Linked DNA regions of Homo sapiens: regions 2, 3, 4 and 5 are each linked to region 1. A link is a loop called in an ENCODE intact Hi-C map of the cell type or tissue named here. Cell type or tissue: mammary epithelial cell. All regions are shown on one strand. Links, peaks and the distances in the headings refer to the core of each region. The heading gives the core; the rest is flanking DNA.

Region 1 (6,111 bases), core at 683-5,682:
TTGATTATTTTATGATCAAGACTTGATTTTATTCAAACAGCAAATATTTGGCAGTCACTCCACATGAATAACTTCTGTCTTGGTTCTAGGAATGGAATACTCATGGCAAACTTTTTATTATGGAGAAACAATACAATGATCTTTATTTCATGGATCCATGAAGTGAAATAGCATTTTTTTCTACAGAAACGTGAAGCTCCCTTTATTGATTTGTCTTTGTTTTAAAAGTTAAAAGATATAGAAAGGTGTAGTAGATAATATAACAAATATGAGTGTACATCCCACACAATTGACCAGTATGGACACATTCTATTTTTGCATTATATATATTAATAAATATGAAGCTGATATATCTCTTCATTTATTCATCTTTTGTGTACTTTAATAACATAAAATTCAGATCTTTTGATCCAGAAGCCAGAGATTGTGAGGTCACACAGACCACATGGGAACAGAAAGCTTAAAGGTCTGACAGGAAAAGTTTACCTTACCAAGCTCCTTCCCCAAGTAAAACAGAACCAGCAGACCCCCAAAATAATGCTGCTGGGCGTTCCCTGAGGCAACTGTTGGGTCATTATGTGCTGTGTTTTTCTAGAAGCTTTCTTCTAAAGTTTTAGGCAGCACCTTGGCCCACACCTGGCTCTCTAAGAGGCTTTGAGTCATTATTTCTTAAAATGTATTTATTTATTTACTAGCTCCCAGTGAAAGGGAAAGGGGAAAGGGCCTCGGGCAAGGGGAGCAACTGTAGCTGTTATTTGTGTAAAGCAGAAATACAATTGGCTGTTTTTTCTTGTCTATTCAAGTTCCCCAGATCAGCTATTAGAAAGGGAGAGAGCTGACTTAGTACATTTAGACACGTAAAGGAAAACTGAGGTAATGTGAGACCTCAGGGGCTTTTCGTTGTTGTTGAAAGATAAATACTATTTTACACTCAAGTCCTGTAATACATGTGGCATAGGAACTGATGAATGACTCATTTGTTGTTGGAAAGTGAACAAACTTGCCTAATGATATAGTTTTCTTTTCACTGTGTGTGTGTGTGTGTGTGTGTGTGTGTGTGTGTGTGTGTGTTGCATATGTGTGTCTGTTCTTTCTGGGCAATGCCTCCCTTTGACTCATCTCATATTTTGAATTATGGCATTTTTTAAAAATTGGCAAATTCATTTCATTCACTGGTTGCTTCTAATTTTAAATATGTGTCTAAAGCAACAGAACTACAAATGAAACCCCAGTCTTTGATTGTTAGGGACTTTGGGGTAGAGAAGGCAAATCAGAACAATGCCAAAGGGATATTTCTGAAAATCCATACTTCAGAGTAGATTGATTTTTCAAAGAATCATGTGCCAAAAAAAAATTAAGGGATATTGATAAAATTGCTATGCTTTATCTCTTTGGTTATAAAAATTAAATACACAGACACACGCTATAAAATTATATCAAATTTATTGTGATGATTCTTTGTATGATTCCTTTGTACTGATAGAACTATTTATTTTTCTTCTATTTGGGCTCCACCTTTTTTCCTGTTTGTGTAATTCACGTCAATGCTTTGCTCGAGATTAAGTCAGAGATGAATTATGGGTTCTGGAATGTGAAATCCTCTGTTTCAGTACATACGTATTCAACCGGGGACAGCACCTTCTTGACTGGTAGATGGGAAAGAGCAACCCAGTCACTAAGCACTGGGCTACTTTTTGTGGGTGTTCTTATGCTTGTATGCATTCCTTTTCATCAGTCTTCTCTCAGAATAACTTGGATTTCCAGGTCTCCCAAAGCGTTTTGGAATTCCATTCTGTGTTCTCCTTTGTCATGTGTATTCCAATCCCTATCTGTGCTTCTTTCTACCTTTTTGAGGTGCTATCTATCGACTCCTCATCAGGTGAAGCAATGTGAGATGACAAACTGTGAAAAGCTTTAAGAACACCCTCTTAAATTGTAGCTCTTGAGTCCCAGAGTTCAGAAGGAGTGGGAAAACCATTCTATAAATAAAAATATCTGGAGATACTCAGGAGAAGACTGGCTGTTCTAAAAGCGAATGCTAGTTAACATGGCCAGACAGTTTTTTTGCATCTTTACTTGGAAAAGAGAATCTATGACACCCTCTAAAATATCAAGCAGTCTTAAGTGGATAATGTTGCTCTAGTTGGTTTCACTGTCAAAGCCATTTAAAACTTCAGCAACTTATGAGATAACGTATCCTAAGGGTCTGATTTCTGAACATGAATTTAAGGGTCCCTCTGATGCCTGTGCTCTAAATACTTCATTAATAACATAAATGATGTCCTCAGTACAATTAAAACAATACTTTAGCTATTGATATTTGTCCCTTTAGGGATTCTTGATTTTATGTGCATGCTTATTATTTGCCCTCATATAAGCACTCACATGATATTGTCAGTAACTGAGAGTTGGATAACCGGCTTGTTTTTCAGGGTACCAATTACTCTTCCCGGCTTACATCTTGTGTGGGCTTTTGGCAGACATCAGCTTCTAGCACCTAGAAGGCACTTCCTTCTCCAGAGTAACTTTATGGAAACAAGGACTTTGTTGCAACTGGCTGAGGTTGAAATGAACACCTCCTCTCTCTGCTTTACAAAATAAGTGGAGACTAACTAACTGGCCTAGGCAAGTTTTCTGTATTCTTGGATTGATTAGTCCTTGCATTCTCTTTGCCTCTTCTCAGACTGTCTCTAAATTTAGCAATGCGATATGGTACAAACAGTCTTTCACATATGCTGTGTCACCAAGGGGATTTCAGGATTGTTTCATTGGTCTGCCTTGGCAAAGCTGACGCAATCTCCCATTGGTCTGTGCTCAGGAATCTGGGTGGGAAGTGAAAGTACAGACAAGCCTGCCAAGGCGAACTCCATCATGCAAGAGCTTGCTGCTGTGTGTGGGACTGAGACCCAGATTCGGGCCAATTCAAAATGAAAACCTTCAAATGAGTGCTCTGAGAGTAAAATGAAACTGAATCTGCTTGCTACATGTCGATGAGGTTCAAAAGATGGCAACAGTTTTGGGGTGCAAGGTCAAGCTGAAGAGTTAAAAACAGAAAGGAACCTTCTTTCCTCAGCCTAAATAAATATCCTTTCCTAGAGGTATCACTGGGAAGGTGGCACAGAGGAAGGTCAAGTGATCCCCTCTCTGGGGTCCACATGCCCGCTGCTGGGCCACACCTCACCCAGGCCCTTCCCTTGTGAACACCTCACAGAGGGACTGGCTCCAAACTGACCCTGAAGAATTATGTGAAATCCTTCTCGTTTAGAGCTTTAAAGGGTGTAAGAGAATCATGAGGATTTGGAAAAACTAGGACTGGGTCCATGTTTATGCTTGCAGCCTTTTACCAACAAATACATATGTACATATATGTACATATATATATATATATTTTCTCTTTAATGTTTCATAAGATATTTTTATCACCTAAATGAAGATAAATTAGCTGAGCTTGTTTGGCATAGAACATATCGCAATATTTTTTATTTTTAAAAATTTGTTTTTTTCTGATTATCAATTCATACTCATTGAAAAAATAGTCAAATGTTACAGAAATGTGTAATAGAAAACAAGAGGGTTTCCCTTTCATCACAACCCCAGGAATAACTTTCATTAGCAATTTGCTTTATATCCTCAGTTTTCTCCCCACAGATGCTCGCTCTATCTATCTATCTATCTATCTATCTATCTATCTATCTATCTATCTATCTAACTATCTATGTATCTATTTTTTATGAGAATAGAATCTCCTTGATATACTAATAAATTGCTTTTTTATTCTACTCAACTACTTTTCCATGTTTGTTTATAAAGATATCATGTTTAGTTTTTAAAACTAGACTTTAAAAATTATATAGGTTTACACAGAATAAAGAACACAGAGAACTCTTTATTAAAAATAAAAGTGCTTTCCTTCTGTCCTCCACCCCACAGTAACACTGTGGTCTTTGGAATCTTGCAAAAACATACACAAGGGTACGCATATGTACTTGTTTACTTCTGTGTATTTTTTTTTTTTTTACATAAATGGAATTGCACTATATAGTTCTGTAGCTCAGTTTTTAAAATTTGGTATTAAAATGTTCTTTCAGTTAGGGCCAAAGGGCATTTAACTTCAAGGTAAGACCCATTCCAGGACGGCAGAGATCATGTCTGTCTTGCGTATCCCTGTGTGAATTTTGCCTGACATGTTGCAAACACTCCGTATGGAAGTCTTGAGGGTCTTCTGCCCCAGTCAGAAAACCTCTGGGAGAACAGTTATCCCCAGACCTCAGACGCTCGACGGATACATGAGAAGCTTTCTTTGATGGATTCGATGTCAGGATCTCCATGTGAACTTCCACTTAGAGGTGTCATGCTATGGTGAGTCCCATTCCTAAGCATGGTAAAAATTTGGTGCCCCAAAGTCTATAGGGGAGTGCACGTACATGGCTGGGGAGGGAATAAAGAGGCCAAAGAGGTCAGCAGCCCTTGGTGCTGCTGAAATTCTCCCTAAACCAGCAATCAATAAAATACATCTTATCTTCTTTGGATTAGAAAATTCAACTTTGATAGCAGAACAAGTATTCTTAGTAATTAGTAAGATTATTAATAAAGAATCTTAGATTCTTAGGGGATTCTTTTAGTGAACTACAAAACTAGTTGTGTGCATGCATGTGTAAGCTGAAATATATCAGTAACAGTATTAAATAATGTGTGTATTTGAGTTCTAATATATCAAATTACAATTTATTTAAGATATGCATCCTATAATACTCTTCCTCACCAAACAGTTTCTAATGTGATAGTTGGTTTTTAATTCTCTAGTGCTAGAAAAAGAAAGTGATTCATGTCACTGAATTTGAGCATCATTTCAGGGCATTAAAAAACCCAAATAACATTTCAGAAGACTTTTGATCATAATTTTGGGGTTAATAGAAATTAAAATCAATATATGGTAGCTTTGAGTAAGAGACAAAACCTATCTACTGGAGAGACTTCAAAGGTCAACGGATCCCAGAAAGGCTCTAACTTATTAGAGACATTTATCATGCATTGCCTTTGGGACATTAAAATGTCACCCTCAGGATTTATGGTTTTTGCAAAATGTGTACAATTTCTGTGGGGAATTTTTCTTATCCCAAAGGACAGGGATAATAGAAAGGAAGCCTTTTATTAGGGCTTACTTTTAAAATGTTCTGAAAGCACTAAAGAGTCAGGATGACTGTTGTCCAGCTGGCTACAGGCAGTTGGCACATAAATCACAAGGAATTGGCCATAGTGAGACTCTGCACAGAACAGCTTGCACAAATTGGCAACTGATCATTCCCTCTCCTTTATTTCTGTATAAACTGTTTACAGAAAACTATGCGGCAGAGTGTCTGAGAATAGTGACTTTCTAATCCCTAGTAATTCCTAGGAAATGTAATTGTAGGAACAAATTTCATAAAGTATCTTCAGTCTTACATAAATCTGTGTAAATCACAGATCCCTTTAAATGCCGTTTGGATAGCAGAGCTCTAGCTGGAACTGCAACCTGACTTCCCTCTGGAGCTTCCTGAAGGCAGCTTGCTGATTCCCTGGTGGAACCCTTGCCTTCCCAGACTGACCAACCCTTGCCAACAGCCATCAGTTCTTTCCAGATAATTCGGGACAATGTCACCCCCTTTGCTGTGTCAAGAACTTGCCCCTTGAATTTTAAAAGCATCTGCCTTTCATAAGAAAACTCAATTTTCTGCTGCTGACTTATTTACACACAGAGTTGCAGATGCCTAAATTGAAGTGACTTGTTGCTATTCTTGGCTGTGAACAGGCTCTCTCTGTTGAAAACTGAAAACCTGTGTGGTGGATGGCACGAGTCCTGTTGAATGGTGCAAACGTCCCCTGCACAAAAGCACTATTAGGATGAATGAGAAATGACAAAGTGAGAACTGGACATAATTTGTTAACAGCTTCCGAAGTTGATGAGGATCAATGAAGATCCTCTTGGAATGCAGGGTATCCATGTTCTTCTTTCAACTTGCACATCATAATAAAATAATAGTTTGTGTTTGTACAAATGTATAAAATAAGTAAGTATCATGTTAAAGACATAGATCTGTGAACACAGAGCTGGTAAAGTTTTCTTTCTGCTGT
Region 2 (6,111 bases), core at 344-5,343, 65 kb before region 1:
ATAATTTCACACATCACTGTATATCATTGTGCCTGGCTGCCACAGGATTTGTATGCAAATAATATACTAGCTTTTCTTTTTTCTTTTTTTCTTTTTGAGATGGAGTCTCACTCTGTTGCCCAGGCTGGAGTGCAGTGGTGCGATCTCGGCTCACTGCAACCTCTGCCTCCCGGGTTCAAGTGATTTTTCTGCCTCAGCCTGCCGAGTAGCTGGGACTGCAGGCGCGCACCACCACTCCTGGGTAATTTTAGTATTTTTAGTAGAGACGGGGTTTCACCATGTTGGCCAGGCTGGTCTTGAACTCCTGACCTCGTGATCTGCCTGCCTCGGCCTCCCCAAAGTGCTAGGATTACAGGCGGGAGCCACCATGCCTGGCCAACTAGCTTTTTTTTAAAAAAAAACATGATGGCCATCCATGGTTTTCTCTGGGTATTATGTCAACTACTTTGATTTCCATAATGTTCACCCAAATATGTTACCTGAATTATGATATTGCAGAAATATATTAGATGAAATAAAATATTCCCAGTCAAATACAAAGCATTTAAATTTTATATTTGCTAAGTCTTTTTTTTTTTTTTTTTTTGAGACAGAGTTTCGCTCCTTGTTGCCCAGGCTGCAGTGCAGTGGCGTGATCTTGGCTCACTGCAACCTCCGCCTCCTGGGCTCAAGTGCTTCTTCTGCCTCAGCCTCCTGAGTAATTGGGATTACAGGTAAGCGCTACCATGTTTGGATAGTTTTTGTATTTTTAGTAGAGATGGGGGTTTCACCATGTTGGCCAGGCTGGTCTCGAACTCCTAACCTCAAGTGATCCACCCACCTTGGCCTCCCAAAGTGCTGGGATTACAGGGGTGAGCCACCATTCCTGGCCAGTATTTGCTAAGTCTTGATTGAACCCTGTGGCAGTTTCCTTTGTCCCTTACTTAGTAGTGACAATACAGTTTAGATAGAAAATATTAGCATGGGAAATATTATCCGTTAAGATGTTCATGATGGTTAGTTTCTCCTGAAGCCAATGTATTTCCTTGGAATTGCTGAAGGAACTTTGCCAATATTTATGATCTGGAGAGCAATGTGTGCTATGCACTTCACTTTTGTACTACAAATAAAATTAATTTTAACTGTTCATATGGAGTTTCAATTAGTTTTGTTCACTTTTTACCACAACCAGCTTGACGTTAAAAAAATAAACAACTTCGCTACTTGGTTTGGAATTAATTTGACAGCTTACTGAATGTTCCTGTATTAAGTTAGGAGGAGAAAACAGAACTCAAAATGCAACTCAACTAAAATGTCAATTAAATACGTCCTTGGACTTTTAGCCATTCTGTGGTTATAAAATTGTTTTTAATAAATACATATGAATAAAATATCGTTATGGTGATAGATCTTCATCATATGGCCACATGAAATTACTTTGAGAATTAAATGATATAAAATATTAGGCATAGCCATAATAGCAACTAATACAGTTATTACTCTTATTATAAATTATTTTTGTCACCATTATTATATTTTCATATCTGAAGGCCAACTTCCAGCAAATGCCTTTTACAGTAGAGAAAATAAGTCTAGGTACAGTGGCTCACACCTGTAATCCCAGTGCTTTGGGAGGCTAAGGTGGGAGGATTGCTTGAGGCCAGGAGTTCAAGACCAGCCTGGGCAACAGAGCGAGACCCCATCTCTATAAAAAATAAAAGAAATTAGTCATGCATGGTGATGTGCATCTTGTAGTCCTACCTACTTGGGAGGCTGGGGCAGGAGGATTACTTGAGGCCAGGAGTTCCAGGTCACAGTGAGCTATGATCCTGCCACCACAGGCCCAGCCTGGGTGACAGGCACCCTGTCTCTTAAAACAAAAAAAGAGAAAATACAAAATTCATTTAATAGGATAATGCTTCTTAGTTCATTGTCATCATTTACTGGGTTTAACTGAAATGTGAAATTGATTACCATCATCAATAATGTGCTTAAATTTCACAAGTGTGAGTGAATTTTATCCTTTGGCAGCCCCTGACAGGAACTCACTTGGTCACTGTGTTCATACTTAATTGCTGTAATCATGGCACAGGATCTTTCTGAAAGCTAAGAAATTATTATCCCCCATAATATATCTACTAGGACTGTAGTTATTAACAATGCTTCGGATTTTCTTATAATCTTCCTTATTGATCATTGGGTTCAAAATATCTTGAATAACAAGTTTATTAATCATTTATACTGGGGTTGATAATGCAGAATTATTTAAGCATATAACTCTTTTTACATTTTTAAATTTCTGAATCTCTAAGACTTTTCTAAATATTATTTTAATTGATTGTGCTACATAGTTTCTCAGCAAGTTGGTGACAGAATCACAATTATGAACTGACTTATTTACTTACAGATCTTAGTTTCTTGGTCACAGTTTTCAATTTAGACACACTGGCTGAAATATGGAGTGAGAAGGATTTGAAGAGGATTTTTAAGGATAAAAATCCAACAAAGAAAGGTCCTATCCAAATTGCATCAGATAATAGTTCAATTAGTATCCATAGCAATATATTCTCTCCAGAACAACATAGGTGATTACCAAGATACTGTTTTGGACTACAGTAAAGTAGGGGATAACATCTTTCCAACTCTCAAAAATATTCACCCCCAAAGGGTTTTTCTGAAGAACTGCAATGACTGAACTGAACTGACACTGCATAAAGGCGAGGGAGTGGTGCTGTAGATGGATCACAGACCAGTTCTTCCAGGGAAAGCCTAGAGTTAAAGTGAAAAGAAGTAATCCAAGTCCCAACTTGCACACTCTGTCATCGGAGTTTCCAAGTAAGAAATACTTGGCTTCCAGACAACTGAATGAGACTTAGACTTTAAGCGGATTATCTGAATTGTTTCTCTAAAAGCCTTTACACCCCCACCCTTTTCAATAATCTACTTTAGAAAATAGTGGCAACATACTTTTGGAATTAAAAAAAAACTCTCACCACTTTACTACATTATGTTATATTTTCTCTTAATTGTGAAAGACAGTATCTCCACATTTGGCAATGTTAAATGTGGCAGAAGGAACATTGTATTATAGCTCATTGATGAGTTGATATTAATCTGAACTATTTGGACACACTGCAGGGAGTTATGAGAAAAGAGAATATTACACCATTATGCAAAGTTGAAAATTTTGAATTAATAAATTGTCACATTTGAGCACTCTATTTCTGTAACTCCTTTGTTAAAATGTCAGTGCATTGCAGAAAAAAATTTCCTTAAAAAACAAGTGATTCAAGGACATGTTCTCAATAAAAAAATGGGTGGGCAAATTAAATACCATGCAAACACATAAGAGAGAAGAATATAATGGAAGTTCAAAATCCATCAATCCAGCTAGGCTCGGTGGCTCACATCTGTAATCCCAGCACTTTGGGAGGCCAAGGCCAGCAGATCACCTGAGATCAGGAGTTTGAGACCAGCCTGACCAACATGGTGAAATGTTGTCTCTATTAAAAATACAAAAATTAGCCAGGCAAGGGGGTTGTGTGCACCTGTAGTCCCAGCTACTCGGGAGGCTGAGGTGGGAGAGTCCCTTGAACCCGGGAGACGGAGGTTGCAGTGAGCCGAGATCATGCCACTGCACTCCAGCCTGGGTGATAGAGTGAGACTCCATCTCAAAAAAAAAAAAAAAGTATAAAAATAATAATCTGCCAATTCCCAAAAGCTGTCAGAATTCAGAAATGAGACTGCTGCTTGATGATGCTGTATGCATGCTGCTCTGATGCATCTGACCATAGGAATTTGACTCCAGGAAATATCCTACTACATTAGCTATTTAACTATCTCTGTACCCCACTCTATCCTTATTAAATCCATCATTTTCTCATTTTTAACTAGAAAAGGCTGTGAAGAGTGTTGGGCTCATTGGAATATTGAGGTTTTGCCCCCAAACCTGCAACTGAGAAAATTACTTACACTTGATGGAGACATATTTCAAGTAATGCAGAGCCTTTTCCATTCATCCCATGTGTCATACCTGTATCAAATTAATATCTACCTGGGCTTGAGTCATTCTTACCTGTCTACCTGCCTTATCAAAATATACCCATCCTTCAAGATTTGGCTTAGATACAAATCCCTTGGGTAATTCTCTCTTAATACCCCAATTTAGTTAACTTTCTACTTAACATAACATTCTTAATCGGTCTGTACTATGGTTATGATTTATTTGGCTACTTCCCCTCTGTAAGTTTCCACAGGACAGGGGTCTCCACTATCAATCACTTTCTCTCCAGTCCCCAAAGCAAGCCTGGCACATGGAAGATCCTCAAAATATATGGTTGTACAATTGTGGAAGACAGTGTGGTGATTCCTTAAGGATCTGGAACCAGAAATACCATTTGACCCGGCAATCCCATTACTGGGTATATACCTAAAGGATTATAAATCATTCTACTATAAAGACACATGCACACATATGTTTATTGCAGCACTATTTACAATAGCAGAGACTTGAAACCAACCCAAATGCCCATCAGTGATAGACTGGATAAAGAAAATGTGACACATATATACCATGGAATACTAGGCAGCCATAAAAAAGAATGAGTTCATGTCCTTTGCAGAGACATGGATGAAGCTAGAAACCATCATTCTCAGCAAACTAACACAGAAACAGAAAACCAACCATGGCATGTTCTCACTCATAAGTGGAAGTTGAACAATGAGAACACATGGACACAGGGAGGGGAACATCCCACATGGGGGCCTGTCTGGGGGTGGGGAGCAAGGGGAGGGAGAGCATTAGAACAAATACCTAATGCATGTGGGGCTTAAAGCCTAGATGACAGGTTGATAGGTGCAGCAAACTGCAATGGCGCAAGTATACCTATGTAACAAACCTGCACATTCAGCACATGTATCCCAGAACTTAGAGTAAAATTGAAAAAAAAAATATATGGCTGTATACATTCTGAAAACCATAAAAATGGGCATTATCACTTGTACTAAGGCTATTTTTTAAGATTAAAATTTCAAAAATTATGTTGAATACTGAAAAGTTAGAATGAAAAAAAATCATGTGATGTTATTTTTAAAAAGCTTGGTAAATCAGCAAGGAAAGAGAAGACATATTCACATACTTTGTAAGGTATGTTTTTATACCAAACATGTGTTGCAGTGTGTACACATGTTCTTAGAAAGAACAGATTTGCCATGAGTACCCAAAAGGAAGGTGTGCTTTGAATGGTTGTTGTAATCCATGAAGTGAGAAGGATTTTACTATGAAAAGAAGTACCCAATTAGGTGATACTTGTTTTTTTGAGACAGGGTTTTGCTCTGTTGCCCAGGCTGGAGTTCAGTGGTACCAGCCATCGTGGCTCACTGCAGCCTCCATCTCCGTGGCTGAAGCTATCTTCGCACCTCAGCTTCCTGGGTAGCTGAGACCACAGGTGCAGGCTACCATATCCAGCTAAATTTTAAATATTTTGTAGAGATAGGGTCTCACTAGGTTGCCCAGTCTGGTCTCAAACTCCTGGGCTCAAATGGTCCTCCCACCTCAGCCTCCCAAAGTGCTGAGATTACAGGTATGAGCCACCACGCATGGCCGTGATTCTTGTTTAAATATTCTCTATCTATATTGGGGTAGGTTCAAATCTAAATACTAAAAATTCTGCTATTTTATTTTCACACAACCAAAGGTTGCGAAACATAGTTTTGAAAAGATAAAATGCTATGACATGACTGAGAATTACAACACTGGTAATTTGGAGAGGCAATACTACTCAGTGAAGAAAGACCAGTCTTAGAGGCAAATAGTTCTGGGTTCAAATCCCAGCTCCATCCTTTAGCTGCTTGACCTTATGAGAGGTATAAAATTTTTTTTTAAAAAATTGCTAATTCATCGGCAAAGTGCGAAAAATATTACCTATTTTTCTAGGTAAAAAATGCATTTATAGTACTTGACACATAGTATATTATCAACAAATATCATTTATTATTATTTTACTTCAGCTCACTTGTCCTGTTAATTACCATTAAGAACTCAGGCACCAGGATAAGAATCAACACAGCTGTATTGCCTGGTGATAAAAATGGCTCACTAGGCTGGGTGCGGCAGCTCACGCGTGTAATCCC
Region 3 (6,111 bases), core at 526-5,525, 120 kb before region 1:
GAAATCATGAAGACATCTTTATTTGAAGCCTTGTTCATCCTTTAAATTGACTCGCAGATTTGCTATTATCTAGAGCGTCTTGAAAGGTGTTGTGCGTATCTGACAAATGGCCTCATTATTCATTAACTTTCACTTTGATATACATATTTTTTAAGTTTTTTTCTCTTTTCTTGCTTTTAAAAATTGGATGTGTCAAACATGCCCCGACTGCTTTAGCACTGTCTATCTGTCTGGTGAAGGAGTGCTGGAAAATTCACATTTAAACAGCATCTCCACAAGTTCTTAATGATGTGCTGAAAGGCAGCTGGCCCAAGTCCAAGTCTGGGGTTTCACTGCTCAGGAAGGTCAGTTTAGTCCTAAGGGGAAGGAAAGAAAAAAAAAAAAAAACCCAAAAGACCCAAAACCAACTATAATCTGTATATCCCGTAAAAGAAAAATTACAAATTCTGATGTAATACTTAAAATTATTATTTCTTAATTCCAAAGTAACTGCTTTTATGACCAGCAAACTCCCAATGGTTAAAATTATTAGCTCAAGACATTTTGCTTTAGTTTAGACAAAAACCTCTAAGTGGCCTACTTTCATTTTCAGTTGGTTGAACAGTTTGTGGTTATATTTGAAATACTTTTTAAAAATGGTCTTGGGTAGGGAGTCAAATTAAAAAACCAAAAAATGCCAAACCTCAGTTTTTGAAAACTGTTTTCCTGAAGACCTGTCTAATCATTCCAATAAGGACACAAAGACATCGACCAATCACATAAATTCCTTATAGTCTCAAAAGCAACAGAAGGCCCCCCCCCCCACTCCCCTCCTCCAATGCAGGCAAGTTTTACATTATTTCTTAGATTAGCTACACATCTTGTTTTTCATGAATTTTAAAAACACATTTATGCCTCTCTGAGGCAGGAAGAATGGGAGTTAACAGCTCAGAAGGAAAATCATAGTGACATTGGACCACATGCCATCTGACGAGGGGATTACTTATAGATGATGTGTGTTCTCTAGTTATCCCTCAAACTCCCCTTGGACGATTAACTGTCTGGTTGGGAGGTGAAGGCTAAGACAGACAGATTAATAAACAGCTTTTCTTCACAACCAAGTCATTTGTTGAATAAAATCTATGGGAAAGCTGATGCCATAAAAGAAGTTAGATAGCATCACCATGGCATTATCGCCCTGGTTATCCCTGAACTCTGGAGACTTAATAATCTTCAAATAAGTAGTATTTAAACAAATCCCCTTTCAAAAGAAATGAAAAACTGGAGAGTTTATTTAATAACCACCACAAACATGAAGTGGTATAAAAAACTCTGCTTTCATGATTTAATTTTGATAACAACCAAATGTGCTGAGTAAGTCTTCAAGTCCCAAAGTTCAGCATTTTTTTTTTCTATTTTCCACTGCTTAATCTATTAAGAAAAACTAACAAAAATGATTGCTGCTGCTTTTGGATCTTTGAGCGTAATTCATCTTGTTTGTTTAATGCACGGTGAAGAAAGCTGGTTAATGGAGGTTAATCAGCTTGGAACCTGCTCAAGGACAGCACGTTGAGGTTTGAGAAGGGTGCCCTATGCCATCACAGCAGTGCAAAATGCAACAAAAAACGTCTTGCAGCTCTCTGTTCAAAGAGTCATTGCATGATAAAAGAGAAGGCTACAGTCTGACTCATGATGTACTGAAATAATCTGATATCTCTGTTTGGCTTCTCTAAGAGCAGAATTTCATGGAGTCTGGGATCATTCTGAGGGGCATCCATTAAAATGTGAGTGTGAGTTTTGCTTTTTTTTTGGTCTGTGTGCAGATTTCTATACAGTTATATTCCTTATTCTTCTTTTGGGTTACAGGCCCCTTTGAGAATCTGATAAAAGCTATAAAATCCAGAAGAATGCACACACACAGAAGTTACACATCTTGTTAGGGAGCTCCACCAAGTCCCTGAAGCCTGTCTGTGAACCCCCTGTTGCACGTACAGACAAGACCTTGTCTGATTGATGAATTCATCTTGCATTTTTATAACCTTTCCAGGCTGCCTGCATTTTATTGGTGCTTTTTGGCAAGGGAGCCAAGACTCCTAAAAAAATCTACAAGCATGAGATTCCTTGAAATGGAGAGGTAACAAACAAAGAAAGGAACAAAGTTAAAAGCCCGAGAACCCCTAAGATTTCATTCCTTCAGGAAAATCTGTGTCATAAATCACTTCTCCAGGTGTCTATATTTGACTCTTAGTTGTTTGTGTGGGAGTCCTTCCCTTCACTTTGCTGCCTCCACCTGCTTTCTCCCTTCCTTCTCACCGACCCCAGCACAGGCACAGTGTTACCTGTTCTGTTCTGTTCTGCACCAGTGGGACAATGTTGCCAACTGCCTTCTCATCTAATTTGTGAAACCAGGTCTCTTTCCTCCAACATATACAATCTTGTGTCACAGGATATCTTCCTCTTTCTTTGGAAAAGATATCTTCAAGAAGATAAGTTCTGAACTCAATAAATATTTTCCTTTCTCAAACTAGTGATAGATATAGCCCATTGACTCATTTCAAATGCCAGAGATTGCACTTGTTTTCATCAGTACGAGTTTGCCCTTTATGCCTGTGAGGAGCTAAGTATAAGCCAGTTTCACACACCCCTCCCCTTTTAATTCAGCGCCTTGTCCATATCTCCACACCCCAAAATGAGCAGTGTCTGTACGATCTTACTGGCTCTTAACCTGAGGAAGAGAGACCTGTGGTCATCTCCTATTTAAATGTTTTCTCTTTAAGTGCAGTTTTCCAATATTCCACTAGTTGGGGCTCTATACAAAGGAAAGAAAAAGAAGGGGTTCCTGCAGAATTATTTACTAAGAAAACACAATATATGATACCGCTAAACTATTTTCTGAGGCCCTGGAAATAAGCGCGTTAATTTAATTTTTGTTCCTATATACCAACCATGAAGTTGTATTATATCGCTATATCAGACGTGCTTGCTTTGCTTACATTGGTTAGAGAAGTAAAACCAAGATTATCGCTTTTGATATGATTTGCAGGTAACCAGCTTACCCATTGCGTAGTTATTACAAAATATGAAATTATAAAGTGCGCAATGGAACATTTGCTACGCAAGTGGTAAGACCATCTTCTTTGTAAGATTTTTCTAGGACAGTCATCTTTTAAACCCTTGTTGTTTGATTGAAAGTCTTTCCAGTCTTGAGAATTTGATTTCTGTGTCAGCCTAGGACCAGAGTTTGGACAAGATGATCTAATATCGGTTCCCTCATGAACCGCTGGGAAACTGACTTGGTCCATGCTAACATTTGCTTCTCTCTCTCAGCTTTTACTTACTTTGTGTCAGGTTGAAAGATTACCTCGGACAGTCACAAATAATCCAAGTCTCCCAGTGCTTTGCTTACCCTTGCTTGTTGTAGGTTTGTTTATCCTGTCTTTCTCCACCTCCCCGGAGATCCTTTGGCAAATCTGATAAACAATTCCTTTTTCTTGCTCAAGGCAGAAAGTCCAATCGAATACAATGGGAGGCCAGACTTGGCTGAAATGCAGGCTGCAGGTGTTCTCAGCATTGTGGTCATCTAAACCAGATGCTGGGGGAGTTGAAGCACCTGCTTCCCTTCTCTGTGTACACTCCGGAGACTACCACTCCTGGGTAGGCTGGGCCAGAGAACCAGGCTGAAGTGAGCGACGTACATACTGCAGCATCCTTTTGACAGATAAAATGAGTTGCTCTAGAAACAATTTCTCAAAATTCCCCTTTAAGTCCTCAAACACATACAGGTTGATCTGCTATTCTCTCTCTCCCTTCCCTGATATGACACCACTATTCCTTCAACACACACACACACACATACACACACACACCTGACAACAGAGCCTGCTTCAAGCAGATACTCAGAGACTCAGAGGCAACTTTATTTTTCCCCGGATTATCTAGGAAGAAAAGACTGGCTGTGGACAAGATGGTGATGACTTTTATGGTTCCGATAACAATGAGACAGATGCCAAAAGGCTTGCATAGCCTCAAATTTTATGAACATTTCTATAGGTGTCATAAATCTCTGAACAATCCAGAGAGAACATTAAATCTTCTATCTTGAATGTTGAAGATTAATAAGAGTTCAGGGGAGAAATTGGTCCTGAGGCAAGGTGACTATGTTATAAGCAGCTGCAGAGGTTGGCTCTGGTATTTTCATTAAGATGATTCTAAGTTGTATTATTTCAGCTCTAAATGTTAATAACACATTGACAGCAGGCCTGTGCATGTGTAGCCAAACCCTTAGTTGTATACCTGCACGAGTCAAGTTCCGTCCTTCTGTTAATATTTTTTAAAATTTTTATTTAAACAAATATTTAATTGTTTTGTAGGGACAGGGTCATGCTGTGCTGCCCAGGCTGGTCTTGAACTCCTGGCCTCAAGTGATCCTCTTGTCTCAACCTCCCAAAGTGCTGGGACTACAGGCATGAGCCACCGCACCTGACTCCTGCTATGACTATTTCTATTCTGATTTCAGTGTTTCTTTTTACCGCAAATACTCTTCTGGGACAGAGATAATGCTTTGCATTGATACAGAGGGATATATTTTATCTGTATATCTTTGCCCTCTGTTCTAAAAGTCAGCTGAGAAAGTTTTTGTCTTGAGGATTGAAGCCCCGACCCTGCTCCGCTCTGGAGGTTTCCATGCAAACATAGGCAGTGAGGGCCTAGGCCCAGGCCCCTTGAAGGGGAGGTATATCCTGGACCTCAGTCCTTCCCAGCACCCCATCTCCTCCCTCCAAGGGAAACTTGTCTCTTACCTGAGCCTCTATTGATATCAGAGCTTGAGGAAGCCCTTTAAATTTGCTCCCTGTATCTCTGTAATGCACAGACACATTCTTGTTGCTACACGCCCAGACCAACTCTACATTCAAAATAATAATTTTTCAAAGGAGAGACCTGGGGTAGGTTTGTGATGTTAAAAGATAAAACTTGGACAAATTAAATTTAACAGAGTTTAATTGAGCAAAGAGCGGTATGTGAATCGGGCAGCCTCCCAAATCAGAAGAGGCTCAGAGACTCCAGTGCAACCATGTGGTGGAAGAAGATTTATGAACAGGAAAAAGAAAGTGATGTGCAGAAAACAGAAGTGAGGAACAGAAACAGCCTTATTGGTTACAGCTTGGAGTGAGCCTTATTTGAACATGGTTTGAATAGTTGGCCACCCTTGATTGGCTGAAACTTGGTGATTGTCACTAGAGTAGGTTACGGTCTGTTTACACATCCACTTAGGTTATAGTTCACTATATAGAGAAAGCTTTGGGCTGAATTTAAAATATGTAAGGAGGTGGCTTTAGGCTACACTTAATTTAACAGTGGGCATGAGCGGGAAAGAGGGTTGGTAGGCTGGACAAGAGTGATAAATCAAAAGAAATTAGTGGAGTCGATTTGAGATGAGGGATGATATACGGTATTGGGTGAAAATCGTTTGAAATAAACCAAAGGATTCACAACATATTTTCAAAACAACAAAAAAAGGCTACCTCAGCTCTTTTTTTTTTAGACCTCCTGTCTACATTCTTTTGGAGCAAGGCCTCATTAAAAGAGGGGATTAGAGGCCGGGTGTGGTGGCCCACACCTGTAATCTCTGCACTTTGGGAGGCTGAGATGGGCAGATCACCTGAGATCAGGAGTTCGAGACCAGCCTGGACAACATAGTGAAATCCCATCTCTACTAAAAATGCAGAAGTTAGCTGGGCGTGGTGGTGCATGCCTTTAATCCCAGCTACTCAGGAGGCTGAGGCAGGAGAATCACTTGAACCTGGGAGGCGGAGGTTGCAGTGAGCCAAGATCACGCCACTGCACTCCAGCCTGGGTAACAAGCGTGAAACTCTGTTTCAAAAAAAAAAAGGAAAGGAAGAGGGGCTTAGACATAGTGAAACTAGAGATAGGGAGGATGGTCTGGCAGTGAGAAAGGGAACGGTAGATACTACTCCAGTCTGCAGATGCATTGTGCAGTGGAGTTAGGAATTTACCTGGGGTAGCTAATGGGGTGGTGGGGGTTGTTTAGATGAATATGGGAATAGAGATTACAACCTAACATAAACAATGCATCTTTTATTTAATATCATTGAAACTGTTTTCACTTATCTG
Region 4 (6,111 bases), core at 755-5,754, 75 kb before region 1:
GGCCTGATACGATGCTAACTTAATATTAGATTCACCACAAGCTATAAGGAATGAATGAACAAAATAAATAAAATTTTAAACTGATATAACTGAAAGCAAGAAAGATGGGCTCTTTCTTAAAAGAAGAGGTATGACAATCATTTCTTACCTCCTTTCAGTTAATGACAGTCTATCCAATTTCTTAAATAGCTCTAAAAATGTATTTCCACCTCTACATTTCTACCATCACTTTTAGTTAAGATTTCATTATCTCTTGCCTGCATTCTTATGAGATAAAAAAAAGTAGAGAGTAAAGGGAAAGAGACCAGTTATTGGAGGCTTACTATGTGTTGGGCAGTTTGGTATACGGAGATAAAGGAATGAATAAGACACAGCCCTTGTCCTTAAGGAGCTCATAGTCTTAAGGGGAGATACATGCAAACAAGTAATTGTTTTACAGTGTGATTAAGATGACAATAGTGACAGTATGAGATAAAGCATTAGCACTGAGGAAGAAATAACTAAGTCCTGTCTAGGGGTGTTAGAGAATCCCTTCCAGAAGTCATGCCTGAACTGGCAGTTAAGGGAGTAGGGCAAGGCAACCCAGGAAGAAGGCACAGACAGATACTTGGCCTGCTGCAGATGATCCAGGCTGTGCCTGTCTTCTCCATCCTTTATCTCACATACGTGAGCTTGGGCAACCTCAAAATGCTTATGGCTTTCCCAGAGATTCCATGTGGTTTCATGCCTTTGTACTTTTGTGTGTTTTGCTCTCTTCATTTTCTACCTTTTCCTGTAAGTAGTGATAGTTAGGGAAAGTTTTGAACAAAGGAGGAACATGATCAAGCTTCTATTTTAGAAATAGAGAAAGCTTGATTTTAGAAATCAAGCTTCTATTTTTGTGGTTTTGTTGGGGATGAATTGAAAGAGAAAAAGACGATAGTTAGAGAAACGAATCACAATCCTGCTACAAGAGTTAATGAGATGCTAGACTAAGGAAGTTGCGGTGGAAAGGAAAGAACTGCGTGGATATGAGAGATGATAAAAGGTGGATTCAAAGAGACTTGATGATTTATTGCGTGGGATGAGTAGGGCAAAGGAAGAACAGCATGGAGTGAGAAGAATCTATGATGAACCTTAGTCTCTGTCCTAAGACGTTGGGTGCTTGGTGTTGCCACCAACCAAAGTCAGAAATAGCAGATGAAGAACATATACTGGGGGAATGTTAATTTCATTTTTTGACATAAATGGTCATGTAGGTGACTTGGTTAGAGGTGACAGGAAGTAGCTGGATTTGTGGCTAGAGTTCAGGAAAGAGCTCTGGGGTAGGGATTTATATTGGGAGGCTTCATCAAATAAGGCGTAGTTTAAATAAAGGGAATGCATTTAAAAAGTAGAGAAAATATGGGTGAAACTCCTGGTTTGTGACTGAGGTGACTGATTGACATAGTTGACTTCTACGGGGAGGGACTCACTGCTATTGTAGAATGTTTTTTAGGAGTAGCCCAGCTGGACAGAATGCTACAGATACCAAAATAAAATAGGTGCCAGTTTTTTCAAACTGAGGTGACTGAGAATGATCCATCTGGCATAGGAAACGTCCACCTTCCCGGACTGAGGCCCTTAAGCACTTTCATCCTGCAATTAAGATTATCTGGATGCAAGAAAATATGATAGGTGTGTCTGACTGAGATGATTTGCAAATAATTTAATGATTGAGGTACTTTCCTCTCTAAGTAATTACAGGAAGACTTACAACCTTATGAAAGACACCAGGTTATGAAATTATTTTGAAATAAAGTAGGTATGAGTGTAATAACAATAAAAACAAAACAATAGTAGTCTTATAGTCTGGTAAAAGAGGTCCAGAAGAATGCCCATATTTCTCTAGTGCTATTCTAGATAGGGCTATATCCACTTGCCAACACAATGTATTGATGGAGTTAGCAGGAAGAGAAGATCTCAGAATAGTAAAGAGAGACACACCCAGCAACTGTAGTGAAATAAAAATCTCTTAAAATCACTCAGCTACATTTATTCTAATGAGCGCATAGTAAAGACTTAACAAATGCTCGTTAAAGGAATTAATGACTTATTGTTTATTAAGCAATCTTCTAACCTTAATTTGCTTTTCCAAGTAAATTTCCCTTTTGGAAAGAGAAGATGTTGACTATCAGATAGGTAACTGTTGTCAAGGAGATGTCTCCTATGTATCTGGCACATAGTAAGTGTTCAATAAATATTTGAGGGAGGAAAGAAAGTATGGGAAAAAGATGAGGAAGAAAAGGAATGAAAGGTTAGTTAAATTAGTTTTCCCATACATACTCATTCTCAAGACCTTGAGCTGTCTAAACTTACGCTCTAGAATTGTACTTTTTAACTTAGGTTGTGTCTGAATTACTTGAAATGCTTAAAAATAGAGACTTCGCTGGGTGCGGTAGCTCACATCTGTAATTCCAATACTTTGGAAGGATTGCTTGAGTCCAGGAGTTTGAGATCAGCCTGAGCAAGACAGTGAGACCCCATCTCTACAAAAAATAAAAAAAGTTAGCCAAGCATCCAGGTATGGTGGTGCAGGCCTGTAGAGGTTTGAGGCTGCAGTGAACTGTGACTGCATCACTGCACTCCAGCCTGGGCAACAGAGTGAGACTACATCTAAAAAAAAAAAATAGAAATTCAACAAGGCTCCACCCCACATGCATTGATTCAGAATTTCAGGAGGTGACATCAGGCCGAGTATACACTTTTAAACCTCTGCTGATGATTGATGCTGTTGCATAACCTGGGTTGAAAATTGTTATTTTCAGATGCAATAGCTCCTGGTTACATTCATTAAGTAAAGCTCCAAGCCTATAGAATTGAGAGATCCGATCTCAAACCCAGAGTATCCTCACTCACATGTAGGACACTATGGGGCTCCTCTAACCAATCTGCCAGGTCTTGTTTTTGTCTGCATTTTGCTCATATTATATAACCCCAAGCTACCCAGTGGATGGGGATAGAAACCCAGACTGATTCTGACTAATTTTTGTGTTTGAGGGATGACTGATTGTACCAAGCTTAACTATCTCTCCTCAGCAATGCTAGTCTGGAACTATCCCTCCCCAGCAATGCTGGTGTTGTTTTTACTTAAACTTCCAGCTCCTCTACAACTATTAGGACAAATGAAGTGGCTGAACACACTTCATTCAAAACATTAAACACCTAATAATCTTTGTAAAGTTGTATCTTCATCATGAAATCTTTGCCCATCTTTGCCACATTGTCTTCCACAATGGTTGAACTAATTTACACTCCCACCAACAGTGTGTAAGTGTTCCATAATACATCAGAAATGTATTATGACATTCCTGATGATCAACCCCAATGTTTAGATTTCATTTTCATTCTTATAGGAAAAAGAAATACCAGCAAATCAGCACTTCACCCGTCCTCAGTTATCTAAAAGTAATTCTTTAATAAACTTTCTTGACCCAAATCCAAAGCTGGGGAGGCAGGAAGATAGTCAGGGCCCCCAGGGCTAGACAAGGCTGTGGCCGGGGAGGTAGACCTTCTGTTGTCACACTCTTCTTTTTGGGTGACTTGCTCCAATTAAAACATGGCTCTCCGAATAGCCAAGGCAATCCTAAGCAAAAAAAAAACAAAGCTGGAGACATCACAGTACCCAACTTTGGACTATACTACAGGGCTACAGTAATCAAAACAGCATGGTACTGGTACAGAAACAGACAAATAGACCAATGGAACAGAATAGAGAACCCAGAAATAAGGCCACATGCCTACAACCATCAAATCTTTGACAAACCTGACAAAAGCAAGCAATGGGGAAAGGATTCCCTGTTCAATAAATGGTGCTGGAATAACTGGCTAGCCACATGCAGGTGACTGAAACTGGACCCCTTCCTTACACCGTATACAAAAATTAACTCAATATGGATTAAAGACTTAAATGTAAAACTGAAAACTATAAAAACCCTGGAAGACAACCTAGGCAATACCATTCTGCACATAGGAATGAGCAAAGATTTCATGATGAAGATGCCAAATGCAATTGCAACAAAAGCAAAAATTGACCAGTGGGATCTAATCAAATGAAAGCGCTTCTGAATAGCAAAGGAAACTATCAAGTGAAGAGAAAACCTACAGAATAGGAGAAAATTTTTGCAAACTATGCATCTGATAAAGGTCTAATATCCAGCATCTATAAGGAACTTAAACAAATTTATTAAAAAAAACCCATTAAAAAGTAGGCAAAAGACATGGCAGACACTTCTCAAAAGAAAATGTATACGCAGCCAACAATCATATGAAAAAAACCTCAACATTACTGATCATTAGAGAAATGCAAATCAAAACCACAATGAGATGCCATCTCACACCAGTCAGAATAGCTATTATGAAAAAGTCAAAAGATGACAGATGCTGGTGAGGTTGCAGAGAAAAAGGAACGCTTACACACTGTTGGTGGGAGTGTAAATTAGTTCAACCATTGTGGAAGACAGTGTGGCAATTCCTCAAAGACCTAAAAACGGAACTACCATTTGACTAAGCAATTCCATTACTGGATACATACCCCAAGTAATATAAATCATGCTATTACAAAGACACATGCACATATGTGTTCACTGCAGCACTGTTCACAATAGCAAAGACATGGAATCAACCTAAATGCCTATCAATGACAAACTGGATAAAGAAAATGTGGTACATATATACCACGGAATACTATGCAGCCACAAAAAGGAATGAGATCATGTCCTTTGAAGGAACACGGATGGAGCTGGAGGATATAATCCTTAGCAAACTAACACAAGAACAGAAAATCAAATACTGCATGTTCTCACTTATAAGTGGGAGCTAAAGGATGAGAACACATGGATACATACAAGGGAACAACACATGCTGGGGCCTATTGGAGGGTGGAGGCTTGTGGGAGGGAGAAGGGAGGAAAAATAACTAATGGATACCAGGCTTAATACCTGGGTGATGAAATAATCTGTAAAACAAACCCCCATGACACAAGTTTGCCTATGTAACAAACCTGCACATGTACCCCTGAACTTAAAATAAAAGTTAACAAAACAAAACACGGCTTCTACTACCTTGGAAACTTTAATAGAGGGGCAGAAGCAGGAAAAACTATACTGATCCACGTCAATGACAACCTGAAATAGCCAATGTTTCTTGTACCTTTGAGTAGCAAGTATTCTCTAAGTGACTGAAACTAGTTTGAAGCACATACTTTTTTCTCTACTGAAACATTTTACTTTCTAGTGGATTAAATAGTTTACCTAGGGGTTACAAAAAGGCTTTACTGTCACAAATATCAGAAATTTTTTCATTTTCATAGATCTGCTTTATTTGTGTGCTAACAGCCCTGTCTAGATACAACAAGGCAATCAGAATTGTTTTTATCAAAGAAAATCAGCCAACTGGAAATCCTTCCTAATTCCAAAGATGAATGTTGCACTCATTTATGGCTATTGTTGACTTTTCTAAAATCAGGTTATCTTTCTGATGGAAAAAAAAAATGGATTTAGTTTGAGCAGCTACACATATATGTCCCTGGAATTGAAGCTGGAAGGGGAAAGACTCTTTAGATAATCATGAAACATGAAGTTGTGTCTGACAGGAATAACAGCTCACGAAAAACTACCCATGAGAACGGACTTCCAGACAAGGGTGGTTCATAGTCCAGGGGGAAACACCCCTGACAATAGACACACAGCTTCAGAACCACACACCCCCTACTGATGCCAGGGAGATCTGTGGGCAAATCTTGCCTTATTCCATGAAAGACTAGTCTACATCTAAAAATGTATTTATATTTCATTTATATAAATAGGAACCCATATCATTAAGTAACCTAGAAAGAAAAAAAAGGCAATTTTCAGGAAATACTTGTAAAACACTGAATGAAAACTTCTGAAGTATAATTTACACATTCCTCCTTTATGATGACTTGGTGCTTAGAAGAGATTAAGATTTCTGGGCATAATTGATAATGATTCATAAAACAAATTCAGAAGAAGAAAGATAGCCATCTCCACAGATTCATATGTTTGAGTTTATTATATTATATACACATACATATGCATTCTCCTTCCCCAATATGAGGACAGCTCCTATGTT
Region 5 (6,111 bases), core at 315-5,314, 130 kb after region 1:
TCCTAAATAATATATTTATTCATTCGTTTGTGTGTTTATTTATTTATTTATTTATTTGTTGAGCTATTGACAGAGGGTCTTGCTCTGTCACCCAGGCTGGAGTACAATGACACGATGGGGCTCACTGCAGCCACGACTTTTCAGGCTCAAGAGATCCTCCTGCTTCAGCCTCCTACTGGGACAACAGGTGTGAACCACCACACCCAGCTAATTTTTTAAAAATCATTTTATGTAAAGACAGTGTCTCATTGTGTTGCCCAGGCTGGTCTCAAACTCCTGGACTCAAGTGATCCTCCTGCCTCGGCCTCCCAAAGTGCTGAGATTACAGGTGTGAGCCAATGCACCTGGCCTCTTAAATAAGATATTTTGATAAAACCGAGGTGGGCAGATCACCTGAGGTCAAGAGTTCAAGACCAGCCTGGCAAACATCATGAAACTCTGTCTCTACTAAAAATACAAAAATTAGCCGGGCATGGTAGAGCGTGCCTGTAGTTCCAGCTGCTCAAGAGGCTGAGGCAGGAGAATCACTTGAACCTGGGAGACAGAGGTTGCAGTGAGCAGAGATCATGCTACTGCACTCCAGCCTGGGCGACAGAGCGAGACTCCATTTCAAATAAATAAATGAATAAATAAATAAATCAAACAAAAATATGGAAAAGCATATTAGTATTTTTTGGCTATCTCTAAAATGTTATGAAATCAGGAAAACCATGATCTGATCTAAGGTGCTGTCTTTTGAGCTACAAATAAAGCCATTTGTTTTGTCCACTTTATTAGAATGAAATATGGAGTTGAATATATATGCTGGGGAAAGCAGTTAATAAGCTGCTCATATTATGAATATCCATTTCATAGGAAAGAAAATAGGCTCAGAGAGATTAAGCAACTTTCACAGGCAACCTTAGCTGTCAGTAGCAGAGGTTTCCATCCAGCCTAAGATTTCCTGACACCAAGCAGGTGCTCTTTTCTCCTCAGCATGCTGCTTTCACATGTCCAAGACATCCAAAAAGTTGAGGCAATAATAACTCTTAAAACTGAATTTTCTTCATTTGAGGTCTTAGATAGGGGAAATAAATATTTTAAGCATGCAAGCAAAGCAAAGACATTAGAATCTTATAGAACTGGAATAAAATCCCTAATGAGCAACTTACTCATACACAGCCTTTGGAGAGGTAAATATTTCTGACAGTCAGTTCCCTCATCTGAAAAATTGAAATAATAATGTATTTATTACAAGGTCATTATGAAGATGTGAGGTGTTATATGTATAATTCAGTGTAGTATTCTAACAAGTAGTTAAGTCTACGGTATATTTTTGTACTCTCAGTGAGAAAGAGGTCTCCTCTGTTAAAATAAATTTAGAGAATGTGGCCTCACACATATACATCATGGAATACTATGCAGCCATAAAAAAGGATGAGTTCACGTCCTTTGCAGGGACATGGGTGAAGCTGGAAACCATCATTCTCAGCAAACTAACACAGGAACAGAAAACCAAACACCACATGTTCTCACTCATAGTTGGGAATTGAACAATGAGAACACTTGGACACAGGGAAGGGAACATCACACACCTGGGCCTGTCAGGGGGTGGGGAGCTAGGGGAGGGATAGCATTAGGAGAAATACCTAATGTAGATGAGCGGTTGATGGGTGCAGCATACCACCATAGCACGTGTATACCATGTAACTAACCTGCACATTCCACACAAGAATCCCAGAACTTAAAGTATTTAAAAAAAAAAAAAAAAACTCTCAGCAAACTGAAAAAAAAAAAAGAAACTTTCTTCACCTGATAAATGAAAACTTACAAAAAACTTTTACTCAATGTGATATTTAACAATTAAAAACTAAATGTCTTTCCCCTAGAATCAGAGGTTCTGGAAAATGTACTGGGCATTCGAGCTAAGCAGTAAAGCAAAACAAAGAAATTAAAGCTGTCCTAATTGTAAAAAAAAAAGAGAGAGAGTGTGTGAGAGAGAGAGAGAAAAAAAATGTGGCCTTAAATAGCTTTCTTCATATCAGGATTTCTTAGAACCCTCAATATGCAATACTCATTTTTAATCTCTAGGAAAGGAAATATACATAAGTTATTTCTCACTCTTTTTTAACCAGGAAATCATTATGCCATGCTGCATGAATTATAAGACTCTATCTTTTAAAAAAAATGCACATGCCCTTTCTAATTTTTGTCTAACATTTTCTAGTCCATTCCTCTTGAATGTTTAAACAATTCAATGTTATATTTAAAGACATGGGCTTCACAGTCAAATCCAGGATCCAAATTTCTGCTACTTCATTTCCTAGCCATGTAATCTAGACCCAGTATAACTGTTTCTTCACTTGTAAAGTGAAGGTAATAACCTAGTGTAAAGGGATATGGTAAGAATGAAACGAGTTCATAAACATTAAGCATTTGGTGCAGTGCCTGGCACATCATGAGCTCTGAATAATTGTTAATTATCACTCACTTTGGTGTGCTTATGTTTGAAAGAAGGCTGCAGTTCAAAGTAGACACAAAGAGAAATTGAACTGATTAGCACTGCTCAGAATAGGCAATGACTCTTCCCTGGAACACGTGGATACCTGTCTGCTAACCCCTTCCCACTTGTGGCATGCTCTGAGTATGCCTGGGCAGGAGACCCAGAACATTCACAGCTACCTCAGGTATGAAGAACAAATGTCATGCCCTGGGGACTACACAGTTACCTTCTGGACAGGATGTGACCTCTGTGCTGTCTGGGATAATATGATATTACTGGATAGGGTGTACTTTCTAGCTAACTGGAAAGAGTTCAGAGGAGGGAATCCAATATAATAAAAGATTTGGAGATGAAACTCTGTGAGAGCAGATGAAAAATCTGGGCATGTTGGGTCTAGAAAACAGACACAGCAGCCACATAGGTGCACCACACCATGGGGAAGAAAGATGCATTATTCTCAGGTATACATGAGGTTACCACAGATGACATGGGCTTTAGATATGCACAGAAATGCTTTGGAGAAAATGGATACACTTCATGATGAAATGTTAGGCAATATAGGAGATGCCTAGGATGACTACTGTATTACTTTCAAGAGGAATGTTTAGGACCAGAATAACCGATCGAATGGGTTTCTTGGAGTAAATCAAAGATAAAGAAATCAACCACGTGGGCATGAGAAGGTTGACCAGATGTAGTAGGTAGGTTCCTTTAGTTGTAAACAAAACCTACTCTGCTCAGCTTTTTGCAGAAGAAGATGTTAGATGCAGAAGAAGAACAGGAGGTGGTCAAATGATCAAGTTTAAAGGAAGACAGCAATTGAGGCAGCTCTAAAGGTCCAGGTGGCAGGAATCGATGGACAATCTCTTCAGAGTATCAATTCATTCAAGATTCCAAGTCCGCAAAGAGAGACTGGTTGGCAGCTCTAGCCATATGTTCACCCCTTGCTGAGAGGAGGATTCAGAACTTTGGAAATTACATTGAGGGAGAGGTGAGAAAATCATCATGTTATTTAAAGAAAAAAAAGGAAAAATGGACACTAGGTAGAAAAACAAAGTCCATTACACCCAGTGAATTATTATTAAAAGTACTAGCTATTACTTATTGAGTACTTGATGTAAAATATGAGAATAATAAAGCTCAGTGGGTTTTAAGCAACTTGTCTAAGGTCATAAAGCTAATAATTGGTGGAGAAGGGATTCAGAGCTAGGGCTTTCTTAATCCAAAGCCCAGTTCCTTAATTAATATACCATACTGCTTTCTGTTTATTAGTTTCATAATCTCTGCTATCACTGTCACTCCTTAATGTAGCTTTTGCCTCAGTCACCAACAAATAAGACAGAGGTCAAAAAAGAGTCACCACAATCCTCTTCCTTCCATGGCACTGTGCTCCAACACAAGGCAGAGCACTCATAGTCCCCATCATTCCCACACAGGTCCCAGATTTGGAGCACCTGGAGTGGGCAATCCAGGTGTCTAAATTCCTTTGCAATGAGCAAGGTTTGGTTTTGAGGGTCTTGGAGTAAAGGTTGATTGAGAACACCCATTTCACATCAGAACCTCCCTCATCTCTTAAGAATCTTTAAGAGAATCTTGAAATATCAAACCAACATATAACACAGATGCTATTTTAAAAGCAGCTATGTGGGGAAATGGGCTCTTTCTATGTACATATGCTGTCCTGTGCAACCAGACTACAACCCTGTGCAGCTAAAGACCATACCCTACTTCTCTTTCTTTGAGGCCACTGTAAACAACAGGCATTTAATTATGTGGCTTAAAAGCAAATAGGATGAGGAAAAGGGTGATGACATAAACTTGACCAGTTTTAGATCAAGGATAAGCCTCCCATTTTCATGGTCTATAATCTTAAAGATTCAGATTCTGTGAAGCCAAATCAGAGTTCTGGGGAAAGAGAAAAAGGAAAGAAAAGAAAAGAGAGAAGGAAGGAAGGAAGAGTCAGTATGCATATGGAGTCAAGAAACATTACAGTGTCACTGAACCTCAGCGTTGGGAGGACTGGGGAAAGGAAAAGCCATCCAGTCCAGTTCAATTAGTTAAATCACAGACTTTGGAATTAATCAGGCTTGGGCTCAAATCCCAGCTCAGCTACTTACTAGCTATATGACCTTTTGCAAATTACCCTCTAAACTTCAGTTTCTTCATCAGTAAGTATAAGGCCTAACAAATTCGTAGAGAAGATTAAATGAGATTATGTATGCAGAGCCCTTGGCTAGGTCCTTACCCTTAGTAAGCCCCAGCAAATGTCAGTCATTATTTTAATACTTTATTACATGTCTTTTTACCCTACTACAATAGTGTGCCTGGGGATTGGGGCTGGGCTGGGCTTGATTTTAAAGTTATAGAATAATATTGGAGGCTCTAAGCTAAAATTCTTACATACAATACCATAATTTCTGAAAAGACTTCACAGCTAATATAGTTTATATCAATCATTTTACACCAAGATATACATATTGTTGTCACTGAAAATTATTCCCTAATAAATTTTTTACCATTTATATTTGAGCAACTTTATTGCAATATAATTCAATAAACTTTTATTCATCATGTTCTCTGTGCCAAGCACTGCACTAAGAACTGGAAATACAAAGATCTGAAACACAGTCTGGCTTTAAGTTGCTTGGAACCCAGAAGTAACAACAAACTGCAAACAGCAGGGGAAAAATGAAAAAATTAGAAGATACGTTCAAAAAGGTTATCCTATAACTCAATTATGCAAAGATTAATAAGATGAAAGAAAAGGGACATGAAAAGCAGTTCCAGGAAATGATATGTATATTAGAAATTCCAGAAGAAAATAAAGCAAACGTACAAAAAGCTAACATAAACTACAGAAAACCTTTGACCTCAACCAAAGGGAGATTCAGATCTTTAGATTTCAAAAGTTTATCAAGTATGAGGTAAAATTAATGAAATGACTTAACTTGGCCAACCTTTGAATTTTAATGGGAAAGAAAAATCCTACAAGCCACATGTAGGGAGATGAACAAAATCTTGTTTCCCAGAAAAGGGATATTTTCCAGGTATCATTCCCGTCATCCCCTGCAACAAAAAGTCCTCAAATTCTCTACTCATTCCTATTATTTCTAATGTATATAAACAACAGAAAGACCTATTCTTGGACATACAAAGATAAACAAAGACCAGAAATCATTTATCTTTTCTGATATTTTGAAGTGAAAATATACACCAGCTGACTTAGAAATTAATAAAAAGAACAAACTCAAAACCTAGTTATAAAACCTAATACAAATGTCAAGAGAGTGTAAATAATGTAAAGAATTATTAGAGCATAATAAAAATAAGGGTAGTAAGTCAACTGAGCAAGGAAAAGGAGGAAATCAAAGAATGCTCAATGTTTTATTTCATACCAGGACATTAATAACTTTACATAAACAGCCTTAAAAAGATATAAAATATTAATACAGGATAAGCTAGCATCTCAAATCATCAAAGGAAAAATGAATTACTCAACAACTGGTTAAAACTACCATCTAAATCTGTGGGAAAACAGAAAATCAAATTGACACAATATATAAGGTACCAAAATGAATCCCAGATGGATTAAATATTGAAACGCAAAATATAAAACCATAATGAGGGCT

What was found. A loop is a pair of places that touch in the nucleus more often than their neighbours do. Peaks named below come from ENCODE experiments on the same cell type or tissue, not always from the same donor. Only the 100,000 strongest peaks of a DNase experiment are listed, where the experiment ranks them.
Region 2: a loop joins it to region 1, with 4 times the contacts of the local background. A loop is called at or near these places in 3 of 110 quality-filtered maps.
Region 3: a loop joins it to region 1, with 9 times the contacts of the local background. A loop is called at or near these places in 13 of 110 quality-filtered maps.
Region 4: it touches region 1 in a loop (7-fold over the local background); 4 of 110 quality-filtered maps call a loop at or near these places.
Region 5: it touches region 1 in a loop (9-fold over the local background); 4 of 110 quality-filtered maps call a loop at or near these places.

Annotation. Positions count from the first base shown.
Region 1 is chr6:105,598,925-105,605,035 of GRCh38, forward strand. No RefSeq gene overlaps it. Among named protein-coding and RNA genes, the nearest start is that of LINC02836, 30 kb to the right of the region's middle. RefSeq lists enhancers at 1,899-3,098, 2,470-3,049. In mammary epithelial cell, for the core only: no CTCF peak of the experiment used is centred there; DNase peaks (open chromatin) are centred at 947, 1,617 and 2,787; H3K27ac peaks cover 3,970 bases.
Region 2 is chr6:105,534,387-105,540,497 of GRCh38, forward strand. No RefSeq gene overlaps it. Among named protein-coding and RNA genes, the nearest start is that of LINC02836, 95 kb to the right of the region's middle. In mammary epithelial cell, for the core only: a CTCF peak has its summit at 2,703; a DNase peak (open chromatin) is centred at 2,735; H3K27ac peaks cover 1,966 bases.
Region 3 is chr6:105,482,102-105,488,212 of GRCh38, forward strand. No RefSeq gene overlaps it. Among named protein-coding and RNA genes, the nearest start is that of PREP, 82 kb to the left of the region's middle. In mammary epithelial cell, for the core only: a CTCF peak has its summit at 2,792; a DNase peak (open chromatin) is centred at 2,770.
Region 4 is chr6:105,523,695-105,529,805 of GRCh38, forward strand. No RefSeq gene overlaps it. Among named protein-coding and RNA genes, the nearest start is that of LINC02836, 110 kb to the right of the region's middle. In mammary epithelial cell, for the core only: no CTCF peak of the experiment used is centred there; no DNase peak of the experiment used is centred there.
Region 5 is chr6:105,724,476-105,730,586 of GRCh38, forward strand. No RefSeq gene overlaps it. Among named protein-coding and RNA genes, the nearest start is that of LINC02836, 95 kb to the left of the region's middle. In mammary epithelial cell, for the core only: no CTCF peak of the experiment used is centred there; a DNase peak (open chromatin) is centred at 2,906; H3K27ac peaks cover 2,240 bases.